Regions from separate parts of the Homo sapiens genome. Here region 2 is linked to region 1. Evidence: chromatin contacts called from ENCODE Hi-C or POLR2A ChIA-PET data. All regions are on one chromosome and are shown on one strand. Each heading gives the region's core, a stretch centred on a gene start or an enhancer-like site at or near the end of the contact. The rest is flanking DNA. Distances are from core to core; before and after follow the strand shown. Region 1 overlaps SPMIP7 (sperm microtubule inner protein 7). Region 2 has its middle 75 kb from the start of IKZF1.

Region 1 (6,821 bases), core at 2,189-4,688:
ATCCTTTCTTGGTAATATGAATCAAAGTATCCCCTTCTAGTCTGTGACTTTTTTATTTTAAGACTTTTCTATTTTTGCTTATCTGAAGTTTTGAATTTTACTGTAACTAAATTCATCAATATTTTTCTTCAGGTTTTGTTGTTTTTGTGAAGATTTTAATGAGTGTTTCTCTGCCTTGAAATAATAAAGATATCCTCCTTTTATAACTTTTTTCTAAAATTTTCAAAATTTTGCTTTTCACATTTATTATTTTTAAAGCATTTGATTATTACTTATGATAAGAGCTGGGGATCCATTTTCCCAACATAAATAGGCAATTATGCTAGCTCAGTTTAATGACAGGATCTTACTAAATAGTTTAATGAGTGATTTGTAGGCCTGTTGGCTAAAGCCTGTGAGTGCTGAGTCACAATGAGCATTTGCAAAAATGAAGTTGAATAGGAAATATAAAAGTGAATCACATGGAATTTTAAAATGTAACTATGTATTTTTCAATAACTACCATGGGCAATTATGAAGAATAGCATGAGACAGACAGACATCACATACGAAAAACACATGCCACTCCAGAAAAAATTATTCATTCCATCTTTTGCTCTCTGGAATTTCATCTGATTTTCTGGTTTTTAGAAGATCAATTTGATCATCGCCTCAGTGGAATGGTTAACCTTATATATTTAACTTTATATTTACCTAATCCAAATTAAATTTAAAGCAAAATGTAGGAGATATTAGTCCACAGCAAAATTAATGAGAGTTTTTGCTAAATTTTAATGATCGAAAATCAATATCAAGGATACCATTTTTAAAATCTTTAACAATTGCACCACTTCAATAAAAGCAGTATAAAGTGACCTTTAAATGGGATTTTTTTTTTTTTGGTAATTGGTAGAAAAAGGAATGAAATGGAAATACACAACGCTGTACTCAAGTCTGACTACTGGATCTAGAAATGCAAATAGTGACAGTACGGAGAAGAATATTGAGTCTTGTCAGAAAACTACCATTTTATTGAACCATATCTAAAAATGATGTGCAAGATTTTTGATAAAATTTATTTAAAGTATGGTTTTGCCAAATGTGTAAAATACCCCACTATAGACTCCAACGTGTAAATTGAATGGTAATCGTTTAAATAAAAGATTGAAATATTTAAAAATTTAACATTATTGACCAGGTGTGGGGGCTCACACCTGTAATCCCAGCATTTTGGGAGGCCGAGGCAGGCAGATCACGAGGTCAGGAGATTGAGACCATCCTGGCCAACGTGGTGAAACCCCGTCTCTACTAAAACTGCAAAAATTAGCTGGGTGTGGTGGCACGTGCCTGTAATCACTGCTACTCGAGAGGCTGAGGCAGGAGAATCACTTGAACCCGGGAGACGGAGGTTACAGTGAGCCAAGATTGCACCACTGTACTCCAGCCTAGGTGACTAGAGCGAGGCACCATCTCAAAAAAAAAAAAAAGAAAAAAAAAGATTCTTGTTCATATAGCAAGCTGAAGTTGATGATAATTCCATTTGAATACATTTTTTAAAATGTAATTTTTTTCTACTAATTCTTAACATGTGAATGTTAGTTCTAAAACTTTATTGGTATATTGGTATTTTTAATTTACATATCATGTGGTAAAATGGCAAATAGCTCAGGGAGATGATAATTTTTTTATTCCAGTTTACATAGATCCACTTAATTTGTTGATTATAAGTCAGCTGGCAAATGAAAAGCTATGTGGGTTAGTCAGCACTGCCACATCTCAGAATTCTTCAGCATACTATTCACAGTGGAAGCCTCCTGTACGTAAATGTTCCTTCCAAGAGCTCACACAAAGACCTATATGTGAACGTTTATAACAGCTTTATTCATGATCTCCAAAACCCAGAAACAACCAAGATGCCCTTCAGCAGGTAAATAGATAAAGATACTAGAGTATGCCCATACAATGGAATACTACTCAGCAATGAAAAAGAACAAACACAACACACAACAATATAAATGAATCTGAAATACATTTTGAAAGCAGCCAGACCCAAAAATTTATTATATGATTCCATTTATTTGACATTCTGGAGAAAGCAAACTACATCCTTAAATAGTCTCTGTTTAAAATCACAAACCTTTAAAGGACAATTCCTATGAGATATCTGTGAAGGCTTTTGTCTTAATTAGAGAAATACTGTAATAATTTGATGTTTATTAACTTAATATAAATAACCCAGTTGCCTCTCTTCTCTTTTTTGAAGTGTGAGTTCAAGTTCTAGAAGTAAATATATTCCTCTCTATACGTAAGTAATGTTTCTCAGTCTTGTAAAAAAATTTTAGATTTATATTTTGGTTGTAGTTGCTTTCAGCTCACGCATGTTGTATTCACTTTTTAAGACAACTTATATATTGTAACACATTTCTAATGTTTGTGTGGCACACAGTGCCTGTTTAATGTCAGAAGTCCCATCTAAGGTTTGATTTTGATGAAAGAAAGAAAGAAAAGAAAGAAACAAAGAAGGAAGGAAGGAAAGAAAGAGAGAAAGAGTGGTATTTTTCTGTTTTTCCAAATACATTACCTTTTGAAATAAAATACCTTGGATGCTACCACTATTGAGTGTTATGAATCACAAAAACTGTTATAATTGCAGAAGGGATGAGATGCTCATTAACAGCATGGAAATATCACCTCTTAATTTCTACATTTAATGCCGGCTTTCCATGGATGGCAAAAAAAAGTACATTATCTGCCAGTTGGGGTCTTCTCCTGGTTTTTAGATGGAAGAAGAACCTTGAAACAAAACAAAGTAGATCCAAGAATATGGAGGAGGGATCTGGACCTTTAGTCCTGGCCCACCCCTCTCATTACTCGGCCTCTTCAGTTCTGCAGTTGACTAGTGTTTCTACCAGTGGCCCCAGAAGTCCTTGAAACTCTCTGATTGGCATTAACTCAGCCTCTCAACTTTCTCTCAGGCCCAGGGGCACGTGGCTTGTTGCCCAAGCTCCTCTGCACCTGTGAGGGTTTCCATTCACCAGGAGCCTTATAATCTCTGGCACACACCAGCCTCTTCCTTGCCCAGCCTCCAGCCGGTCTCCAAAGGAGTTGTGCTGGGGCTGCAGGAACAGCCCGCTTCTTTGTTCAGAAACACAAAACAGCCCTTACTGTCACTCTGGCTCAAACTTAAGATCAAGGAGCATGCCACCGCTCATTCTGAAGAAGAGAAAATTATCTTTATATTTTTTAAGGAAAATTGTTCTATCATTATGCTTTACATTTTGCATTTTGAGCCTTTGATCTACTTTGGCAAATAAATTTCCTTTGGAAGTTAGAATACTGTTCAATGGTTTCTTCTATGTTTCTTATACAGAAATATATGCCTTCTTTCCTTTCCATTCTAACAGTGGTCATGTGCAGTCTACAAATGCTGATGATGTTGACAACCCCTTGGGAGACATCGCATCGCTAGCCAAGCAGCGGTACTCTAAGCCTCTTTATACAAACACAAGTCGGTGAGTTCCATTCATGATTATTTCACTTGTTTTATTACTAAGGATGAAACATGATGATGGACTTTACCATAAATGAAGGAATTTAAACGTGGCTTTTATTGAACATTGCTGAAGAAGAAAGATACCTGCTTCCTAAAAGAAATGTGGTTTGTCACAAAGGAGATTTTGGGGATTGACTCACTTGGGGCCCTTGAGCAAGTCACTTTATCTCTGTGACTTCAGTTTCTTCATCTGAAACTTGTGAGAAAAAAAATGCCACCAAGCAAGGTGATCGTGGGGGGATCAATAATGTTTGTAAAGTATCTGAGACGCGGCAGATCACTAACAGAGAGGAATCACTTTTTTTTTTTTTTTTTTTTGAGACGGAGTCTCGCTCAGTCGCCCAGGCTGGAGTGCGGTGGTGCAATCTCGGCTCACTGCAGACACCGCCTCCTGGATTCACGCCATTCTCCTGCCTCATCCTCCCAGTAGCTGGGACTACAGGCGCCTGCCATCACGCCCTGCTAATTTTTTCTATTTTTAGTAGAGAGGGGGTTTCACTGTGTTAGCCAGGATGGTCTCGATCTCCTGACCCTGTGATCCGCCCGCCTCGGCTTCCCAAAGTGCTGGGATTACAGGAGTGAACCACCGCGCCCAGCCGAGAGGAATCACTTTTACACATAGGAACTTGAAGGCTGTCGTGCTGTGCTTCGTCCTGAGGAAGGAGTCAGTGGGCTGGATTCTTCCATACATTCTGCAAGGAAATCATTGCTACTACACATAATAATTCTAAAAATCTAAAGGAAGGATATAGGAAGAAAGCTAATTTAAAATATTCAGGCACAACAATTTAGGATTGTTTCTTCTTTGATACGTATATCTAAATTTTGAAATGTTGTATGAAATATTCTTTCTAAAGAATCAAAACATATTATTTGGGGTCATTTCTTCAAAGAGAGTGAAGAGCAGTATGGCAACATTTTAAAGATTTGGTGTAAAAATGAACCACTTAACTTCAATAAATTTGGGCATATAGCATTCCTGCCTCATCTTGCTGTTAATTTCTGTTTTTAAGCAAATGATATTTTGAGCGAATCATATAAAAGAATTGAAGATATTAACTGTACTTACCTGATTTGGGCACTAGAGGGCCTCCAAGGTTGCAAAGTTTCTTCTTTTGATTCGCTTTCAATTTTTAACGGAATCTTAACCTGTTAACACAAAGAAATGTTTTTCATTTTTATTTATAAAATATTTATAGACACAGAAAGATATAGTGTCACATATAACATATCAAATAACGTAAGTAAACTCCTGTGTATCCCCCACCTAGTAACATACAGAATCTTACTCAAATCTTTTCAGCCATGTGTGTGGCCCCAATCTCATTGCCCATGCCTTCTGCTTCCCCAGCTCAGAAGCTATACTCATTAGACTTTATGCCTTTCTTTTGCTTACTTTTCTTTCTAGTTTTGATACATACATATGAATCTCTAAACAAATTATTATGTAGTTTCCACAATACTGCTTGAGCTACAAAGCAAAGTACAGGAGAATATAAACAATATGATGTCATTTGCATAGGAGCACATGCGCCTACTTTGTGCCAAGTAAGGTACAGAGAGCCATCCTATTGAAAGCAAATATGTCTCTTCTTGAATTTTTTTCATCTTAAAGTTTCTTGAAGAGAAATGGCTTTATGATAGTATCTTTAGGGTCCTTTTTAATGATTGGTGGCACTTAATCATGGCTGGGAAACACTGCTATACCCCTGCCTTTTCAGTGAAAGCCATTTTTTTTTTTTTTTTTTTTTTGAGACAAGAGTCTCACTCTGTCACCCAGGCTGAAGTGCAGTGGCGTGATCTCGGCTCACTGCAACCTCTGCCTCCCGGGTTCAAGTGATTCTCCTGCATCAGCCTCCTGAGTAGCAGGAATTACAGGTGCACACCACCATGCCTGGCTAATTTTTTGTATTTTTAGTAGAGATGGGGGTTTCGCCATGTTGGCCAGGCTGGTCTGAAACTCCTGACCTCAAGTGATCCGCCTGCCTCGGCCTCCCAAAGTGCTGGGATTAAGGTGTCAGCCACCACACCCGGCCCAAAAACCGTATTTCAGGCAAGGGTCAAGGCCATTTACTCTCTAGTTCAAGTGGCTTCAGCATTGGAATCACCAATTTTTCTACAGGGCAAAAGTTTTAAAAATTTCCTTCATTAGTTGATTTTGTTTTATGGTTACTAAGTCATCTGACATGCTCTGTGTTTTTTATATTGGTAGTGATTGTGCTAATAGCTTAAAAATAGTAGTTTTTATTTTTATTGTAGAACTGAATCTGATCATTAAAGAAAAAGTATAGAAATATTAATAACAATGACAATATAACCAAACTCTTATTCATAACCATTATTAACATTTTGGCATATTTCCATCTGTCATACACACTTCTAATCTTGCTTTTGTATATTTACATAGCTATGATCACACTACACAGAACATTTTTACCACTATAACATTACCACATAATTATGGGTACATGTTTTTATGAGCTTATCATAGCTTCTATTTGTGTAGATGTACTGTAACTGCCTCATTCACTTAGGTTACATATGTAAATTGTTTCCATATTCTTTATATGACTCTTTCTTGATTTGAAATTATTTACTTAAGTGACATTCCTTCAAAAGGATTCTGGGGTCAGAATATGTAAACATTCTTAAAAAGTTCTTAAACTTATGGCTATCATTTTCTTGAAGTGTTATGTGAATTTACAGAGGTTTGGTGAGCCAATGGTTATGCTCAGTATTTATGCTCACCTTTAATAGTAACATTGAAGCTCCACAAATAACTTTTTTCCAAAAGTGTTCATTATGAAAATAATTCAGATATTTTTGAAGTGTAGAAAGTAAAATATCTCTTTCATTTTCAATCCCAATATTAAAAGTTTGATTTCTTTTTAGACTCTTCCCCTCATGCATTTATGAATGTGTGCAACATATATGTACAAGTGTATTGTGTGTGCATGGATAGGTGGAGTGTATGTGTGTATGTAAGATTGAAATATGCACTAGATATTTTTGCATATTAAAATCTTTTTAATGGCTAGATGTATCCCACCAAATCTATAACAAGTTTATATTGCCCAAGCCCTGAATACTTTTCTTGTTGTAAACAATATAGCAAAAACAGCCTCTACATATATGTTTGTACACTTATCCATGCATTCTTTTGGAACAAATCACTAAAAATGAAATTGTTGCCTGAGTTTTCTTATTAAAATTATTTTTGAATTTGGTAGGCATGCCCAGTTACTAAATGGCATTTAGAGTTCAGGAACTCAAAATGTTAACGCAGTTT
Region 2 (7,560 bases), core at 807-3,306, 86 kb after region 1:
ATCTAGAAAAAAGGTCAGGGTTTCCCCGAAGCTAAAAGGCAAGATTTTCCTAAATGTTGTTTTGATAAATTAACAAGCAGAGAATTTCCTCAACACTTAAGCATGAGCATGATCCTACACCACCTATTGTCAGGGTCCTGTGACATCCTGGGGCTCAGCAGTAATGCTCCAGGGCATGAAATGGCCTCTCATGTCTTTCCGTAATCCCATACAAAACAGCAGAAATCGCTAGAATAAGGGGCTTAGATGCTTGTCACTTTGGCTCATGCATCAAGGCATCTCACGTTAGCTAGGGACTACTTCCACAGGGACCCAAACATCTCCTTAAAAGTAAAAAGATGTTATTTGTCAAAAGATTTGTTTACTTGATACAAAATATGAATATATTTATGGCTACTTGGATTTAAAATCATGTTTAAGCTGGATATTGAATCACAAGTGTGCCCATTTACATATAAATATTTGGCATTAAATATTTAGATAAGTGAAGAAATAATTCAGGATCCAACACCAAGGAGACAATAGAATATTGTGACAGAGCTCAGGATCTGAAGTCCAACAGCCTGGATGAGAATCCCAGCACCAGTGCCTCCTAACCACACACTCTTGAGCAAGACCCTTCACTTCCACGTGCTTCATTCATTTTCTTTATCTGTCAAGTGAGTTCATGACAATACATATCTCAGAGTGTTACTATGAGAATTAAAATACAGAGCACGTGTAAAGCATTTAGCATAGTGCCTGCAAATAGTAATCTCTCAAAAAACGTAAGCTGATGCACTCCTTTACAAACAAAGAGTATCTCTCTAAAACTCAGATTTCTAGGCACAGTCTCATCAGTGTCAAAGCAATCAAAAAAACAAACAAAAAAGAGGTAGCATTCCAAGGTCCAAGGCTCTCAAAAGAAAGTGTGCTCAGAGGTTTGGATAATGCTCAAACACGTAGCTTGGGTTTGAATTCTCAAAGAAAGTGCTTAAGATGAAAAGGACATATAATCAAGGTCAAAAATATGAGCAGATGCTTGATGATTAGAATGACACTTGTGGAACTAATACAGCGAAGATGGCTCCTCAGGCTGTGTTCCGAGCCAGAAAGGTGCAGACTGGAGTGGCCCAGTGCTGGTGATGGAAAGTGTGGGGAATCCCTGATAAAAGCAAAATGAAGCCCAGGATGAGTGGGGAGGTAAGAGTTTCAGGCTGTGCTGATTCATCTCAAGCCCAGTAAAATTACATCCCAGGCAACAGAGAAAATTTACTAAGCTGACTTTTAATTGCTGTCAATATGGTGCAGAGGCTTTAGATGCAGAGGGGCCCTGAGATCAAATTTCTGTTCTGCCGTCCTCTGTTTCACTTCAGAAAGAATCAAATTTGGGCTGATTTTCTTATCTCTTATCTTCTTAGCTCTGTACATCCCATCTGATTCATTTATATGATGAGAATGGTAGTATTAGGTTGAAAAGTTTACAATAGCCAATACTGAATTATTTTTACCTCCATAATTAGCAATTTAATATGGTTTAACCTAATGGCTAATTTGCATACATGGTAAGGAGAGTAATGTTAGATAACATATAGGTTTACTCCAGTTAGCTTGAAATATATCTGTTCTCTCATTCACCTATATTGGAAGATTTGACAGAAAATTAGAATTAGGAAAATACCAGAAAATGGCCTGATTTTATACAAAGAGGATATTCATAGTTTAAAAATTAGAGTACTCTAAATAAACTCTAAACTCAAATTCCTTAATAATAATGATAATGTCAGGAATGTCATAATGCCCATAGCACTTTTTCTATCATTGTCTTATTTTGATTCTTATAACAATCTTAGGAGCTATACAGCTAATACTGGTCCCCTTGCCACACTTCCAGAAAGCAAGGGACTTACTGGTCCAAGGACAATACATAAATGGCAGACACAAAGCTCCTAGCAAAGTCTGTGATTCCACAATCAGCGCTCTTTCCACTGTACCATACTGTCTTCTATATTTACAAGCAAAAATTCCCAGAACTAGGTCTTCAGATCTAAGCAAAGCGAGCACTTGGCTGCTAGGTTCCATGTCCCCGGTGTCCTTGGTAGAGGGAGCTCTGAGTTACTCGGAAACTGAGGGAGGGGCAGCGATTCTCATTATTTGCTTAAGTGGGTGGTAAGTACCAAATATTTTCTGTTTGGAACTAAGGTTTCCAACTCCTGGGGATTCTTACAAAACAGCTAAGTTATCTGAGCTGCTGTGAATACAGAGGAACTCCTTGCGTCATTATCTAGTGGAGGGAATCAGGATTTGGGTTTCAAGTTGGCAGTTCTTAGAATCAGTTTCCTATTTTCAGCTAAACGTCACCTTCCTCATTTTGTCCTTTCTGTCATAGATTGTAATACTTCCTGACATGCTCCTTTTTAAAATGGGAAGAAAATCCATGTATTTAAAAATTCCACTTATTTAACTACATAAGCACTGAACACTATTGTGCAAAGATAATTGTGGTTTAACTGCCACAGTTAGTATCAAAATCAACATATATTTCCTGTCTTGCTGTTTTTCTGCATTAATCTCATTACAGTTCAAATCCAGGAGAATATCTATCCTGAAGCATAGCACATGTGCCCGTGTTCTCCTACTGAATGTGACTGTCATGTAGGCAGCTGGTGTTCTGGAGGAACTTTCCAAACACCTCCAACTTCTGTGGAGAGCTCGGCGTTCTCCATCCCGCTCCCCCTTTAGTGAATGAGAAGCATGTCAGCCTGCACAAGAGCCAATACAACAATTCTTTTTGGCAGTAGCTAATTGTTAATGACTTCTTCAATGTATTCATTTCAAAGACAAAAGTAATAATAGATTACACACAAAAGTCTCCTTAAAAATCCCATCTTGTCCACACCCAATCTCATCTCTAGCAAAAACCCAGAATTTTATTTTAATTTGTGTTTGTAGTTATAGGAAACTTCATCTTTATCTTGTTAGATTATTTTAAAATTTTAACTAAATTTGTCTTTTTAAATGAGAAAAGCAAAACAAACCCCTTCCAGTTAGAAGTGTTCCTCTTTTCTCTCAATCTTCAGCAGTATTTTAAGGCTTAAAGGAAGCAAGTCTCGTCCTAAAATGTAAATATAGACCTCCCATTGGCTCCAGACATGGCTTTGCTTTGTGGCTGAATTTTGCAAACGATCCAAAGCAGAGTGGTCATTCTGCATTACTGAAGTGCTCAAAATGCTCTGCCAAACATTCAATTGTTCACATTCATCATCAAGACAGGGCTGATCATGAAGGAAGGATACTCCATTTTCTTCATTCCAGGATGCCATTGATTGTAAAACTATCATAGATGTAATAATATTTGTAAACATTCATGTTGGGGAAATACTACAGACTAATTTCTCACGTGTTAACCTTTCTGATATTGGAAGGCATTGCATGATCAAAACATACATATTAATCACATACAGATCATGCTCTGCATTCCAATATTTGGTGTGTAAACATATAAGAAAACATGCACCTAGCTTTGGGAAAACTCAGTGTTTGTGTTTACTTTTTCCTCACTTGTTTATTTAGTGATCCCCCATCTTCATCTTCAGTCTATGTTATTGATTAATTGGAAACATTAAATTCTTTCCTTCTGGTGAAATTTTCAAAGGTAAGTTAGAATTCTAAAACATGGACTAGGCATCCCTGAACTGGAACTTGGTGATGGGGGTGATGGGAAAGAGGAAGGGTGCAGGAATGATCAAACTATTTAAGGAAATTTTGTTAGGAACACCAATTTCATCCAGGGTGGAAAAATTACAATATGTAGTCTGAGAGGAGTTGGTATTGATTTTGTTTGGTTTTGGCTTTATGAGGCTTAAGAATCAAAAATCATCTCTAGAGATTTTATTTTTTACATAAGAGAGGCTTAATGAAGATATTCTTGGAAAAATTTAATCATCCAGAGATCAGCTGGGTGCAAAAATGGTAATATGTATAGAAAACTGAGAGGTCAATATTTAGACCCTAGCCTATAAAGGACCCAGGATGGAAAGAAACAAATTACCTTGCTTTGGAGAACTATCCAGAGGCAAGGGAAAGAAAGATCATTGGTTAATTTAGGCAAGGCTCTATTCTTGCCAGGGCTTGTTATTTCTTGCCAGGGCTAGTCTGTTAATTTTATAATGTGTTTCCCTGTCTCCAAACCATTTTTAATGCATCTTTTTAGGGAAACCCCATTACGAGTGGATGATTGGGTATTTTGAAGACCAGGCTGCTCATCAGAGCTCAAACACAGCTCTCCTCCATTAAATAAATAAGATATCTAATAGGATGACATGTGCCTCTGACCATGACATGTCACGGAAGAGAAGAATTCAGGAATCAAATTTACCTAGAAGCTAGTCATGGCATAAAATAACTAAACCTGCAATTATAGTAACCCACCACCAGCTGGCAGTAGTGTTAAATCATGTTCTGACAGTGGTTTTTACAAATCGAGTTCCCATTTAATGTGGAATTCATGCATGAAGCGAACAATAGAGATTGCAATTCAGCAATTCAAATCTCTATAGCTTTAAAAAATTCCCCAAAATATTTTTCTAGATAATAAATAATAATCCATGCTCTTTATAAGCATTTGAAAAAAAAATCTTAAAATCACCTGTAATACTACCTCCCAGAATTGTCATGTGTTCTTTTACTGTCTTTTTTCCTTATATAAGTACTTTTCTTAATTGGGATATACATGTGTGTGCATACATACAAGACAACACAAATACATATATACATACACATATATAGTCTTCATTTTATCCACACACTTAACATAGTACTTAGCACATAGCAAGTTAATATAAACATTGGTTAAAAAATTAATACTTGAATACATTCTAGATTTAAAAAAAAACAGAGTTTTAAAAAGGGAAAAATCTGCTCAAGAGTTACAAAATAGGCAACAAACTTTTTTTGCCCCTTTTGACGTCAGACCTGGGCTATTTTTCTATAGATCGTTACCTTCATTTTGTCTTTTAAGAAGAAGTGAACTCAAAAAAAAAAAATGTAGTTATGGGTTTGGGAGGGTAGTCATAGATGTTTGAACCTAAGAATTGAGTACCACATTTTCCCTACATGAAAAACAACTGCTCACTTTATTAAATGGCAAAGCAACAATTGCAACACTGCAGTAATAACAGATAGACTAGAGAATGTGGCATAGAGCGTGAGTCCTAAACTGGGCTTTCTCTTCCCTCCTGCATAAACTCAGGAAGACTGCATAGTTGAGAAACTTCTTAGTGGTTGGAGTTCCAGCCCTAAGGCCCAAGCTTCCACAGGCCAGACTGTGTTTCCCAGTATAGGAGGAGGTAGAAGATCAAGGCTGAGACTTCCAGCTTCTCCTTATAGCAAATCAGATTCTGGGGAACAGATATCTGATTTCTGTCTTCCATCGTACTCCCTCTGCCTGGTGAGGGGCACTGCCCTAATCTGGCTTGTCCATTTACTTAAGCATTTCTCTTCTGTCCAGTAGCAAAGGTCTGAAGTGTTCTTGTTTTGTTTTCATATATTTACTATAATAGTTTTCATTTTTTCTTATGTTGGCCCTGTCAATCAGATCTTCTAAAAATATTTTTCCAGCTATTTATTTGTTAATATTTAAGAAAGTTCCTCATGTCTGTCCAATTTGCTAAAATCTCTTATTGGTTTGAATAGTTTTTGCACCTAATGTTATCCTATTTTCTTTTTTTGTAATTATTATTATACTTTAAGTTCTAGGGTACACGTGCACAATGTGCAGGTTTGTTACATATGTATACATGTGCCATGATGGTGTGCTGCACCCATTAACTCATCATTTAATTAGGTATATCTCCTAATGCTATCCCTTCCCCATCCCCCACCCCACGACAGACCTCAGTGTGTGATGTTCCCCTTCCCGTGTCCAAGTGTTCTCACTGTTCAATTCCCACCTATGAGTGAGAACATGCAGTGTTTGGTTTTCTGTCCTTGCGATAGTTTGCCGAGAATGATGGTTTCCAGCTTCATCCATGTCCCTACAAAGGACAGGAACTCATCCTTTTTTACGGCTGAATAGTATTCCATGGTGTATATGTGCCACATTTTCTTAATCTAGTCTATCATTGATGGACATTTGGGTTGGTTCCAAGTCTTTGCTAGTGTGAATACTGCCACAATAAACATACGTGTGCATGTGTCTTTATAGCAGCATGATTGATAATCCTTTGGGTATATACCCAGTAATGGGATGGCTGGGTCAAATGGTATTTCTAGTTCTAGATCCTTGAGGAATTGCCACACTGTCTTCCACAATGGTTGAACTAGTTTACAGTCCCACCAACAGTGTAATAGTGTTCCTATTTCTCCACATCCTCTCCAGCACCTGTTGTTTCCTGACTTTTTAATGATTGCCATTCTAACTGGTGTGAGATGGTATCTTATTGTGGTTTTGATTTGCATTTCTCTGATGGCCAGTGATGATGAGCATTTTTTCATGTGTCTTTTGGCTGCATGAATATCTTCTTTTGAGAAGTGTCTGTTCATATCCTTCACCCATTTTTTGATGGGGTTGTTTGATTTTTTTCTTGTAAATTTGTTTAAGTTCTTTGTAGATTTCTGGATATTAGTCCTTTGTCAGATGGGTAGATTGCAAAAATTTTCTCCCATTTTGTAGGTTGCCTGTTCACTCTGATGGTAGTTTCTTTTGCTGTGCAGAAGCTCTTTAGTTTAATTAGATCCCATTTGTCAATTTTGTCTTTTGTTGCCATTGCTTTTGGTGTTTTAGACATGAAGTCCTTGCCCATGCTTATGTCCTGAATGGTATTGCCTAGGTTTTCTTCCAGGGTTTTTATGGTTTTAGGTCTAACATTTAAGTCTTTAATCCATCTTGAATTAATTTTTGTATAAGGTGTAAGGAAGGGATCCAGTTTCAGCTTTCTACATATGGCTAGCCAGTTTTCCCAGCACCATTTATTAAATAGGGAATCCTTTCCCCATTGCTTGTTTTTCTCAGGTTTGTCAAAGATCAGATGTTTGTAGATGTGTGGTATTATTTCTGAAGGCTCTGTTCTGTTCCATTGGTCTGTGTCTCTGTTTTGGTACCAGTACCATGCCGTTTTGGTTACTGTAGCCTTGTAGTATAGTTTGAAGTCAGGTAGCATGATGCCTCCAGCTTTGTTCTTTTTGCTTAGGATTGTCTTGGCTATGCAGGCTCTTTTTTGGTTCCATATGAACTTTAAAGTAGTTTTTTCCAATTCTGTGAAGAAAGTCATTGGTAGCTTGATGGGGATGGCATTGAATCTATAAATTACCTTGGGCAGTATGGCCACTTTCAAGATATTGATTCTTCCTATCCATGAGCATGGAATGTTCTTCAATTTGTTTGTGTCCTCTTTTATTTCGTTGAGCAGTTTGTAGTTTCCTTGAAGAGGTCCTTCACATCCCTTGTAAGTTGGATTCCTAGGTATTTTATTCCCTTTGAAGCAATTGTGAATGGGAGTTCACTCATGATCTGGCTCCCTGTTTGTCTGTTATTGGTGTATAGGAATGCTTGTGATTTTTGCACATTGGTTTTGTATCCTG

Evidence for each region. A loop is a pair of places that touch in the nucleus more often than their neighbours do. ChIA-PET counts read pairs that join two places held with the same protein, here RNA polymerase II (POLR2A). Pooled maps may share reads with other maps.
Region 2: a loop to region 1 is called in a pooled map, with 2.6 times the contacts of the local background. The contact joins two enhancer-like sites. A Hi-C loop is called at or near these places in 7 of 50 pooled maps. POLR2A ChIA-PET finds 5 or more read pairs at or near these places in 4 of 52 experiments (GM12878, OCI-LY7, T-cell and 1 more).

Annotation. Positions count from the first base shown.
Region 1 is chr7:50,137,898-50,144,718 of GRCh38, forward strand. SPMIP7 (sperm microtubule inner protein 7) reads left to right here. Exons shown (of 9, transcript NM_001161834.3): 6 at 2,243-2,284; 7 at 3,384-3,491. Among named protein-coding and RNA genes, the nearest start is that of SPMIP7, 45 kb to the left of the region's middle. Within about 2 kb of position 3,439, at least 2 of the 41 ENCODE cell types and tissues checked have a DNase peak (open chromatin) inside an H3K27ac peak, as active enhancers do.
Region 2 is chr7:50,225,740-50,233,299 of GRCh38, forward strand. No RefSeq gene overlaps it. Among named protein-coding and RNA genes, the nearest start is that of IKZF1, 75 kb to the right of the region's middle. Within about 2 kb of position 2,057, at least 3 of the 41 ENCODE cell types and tissues checked have a DNase peak (open chromatin) inside an H3K27ac peak, as active enhancers do.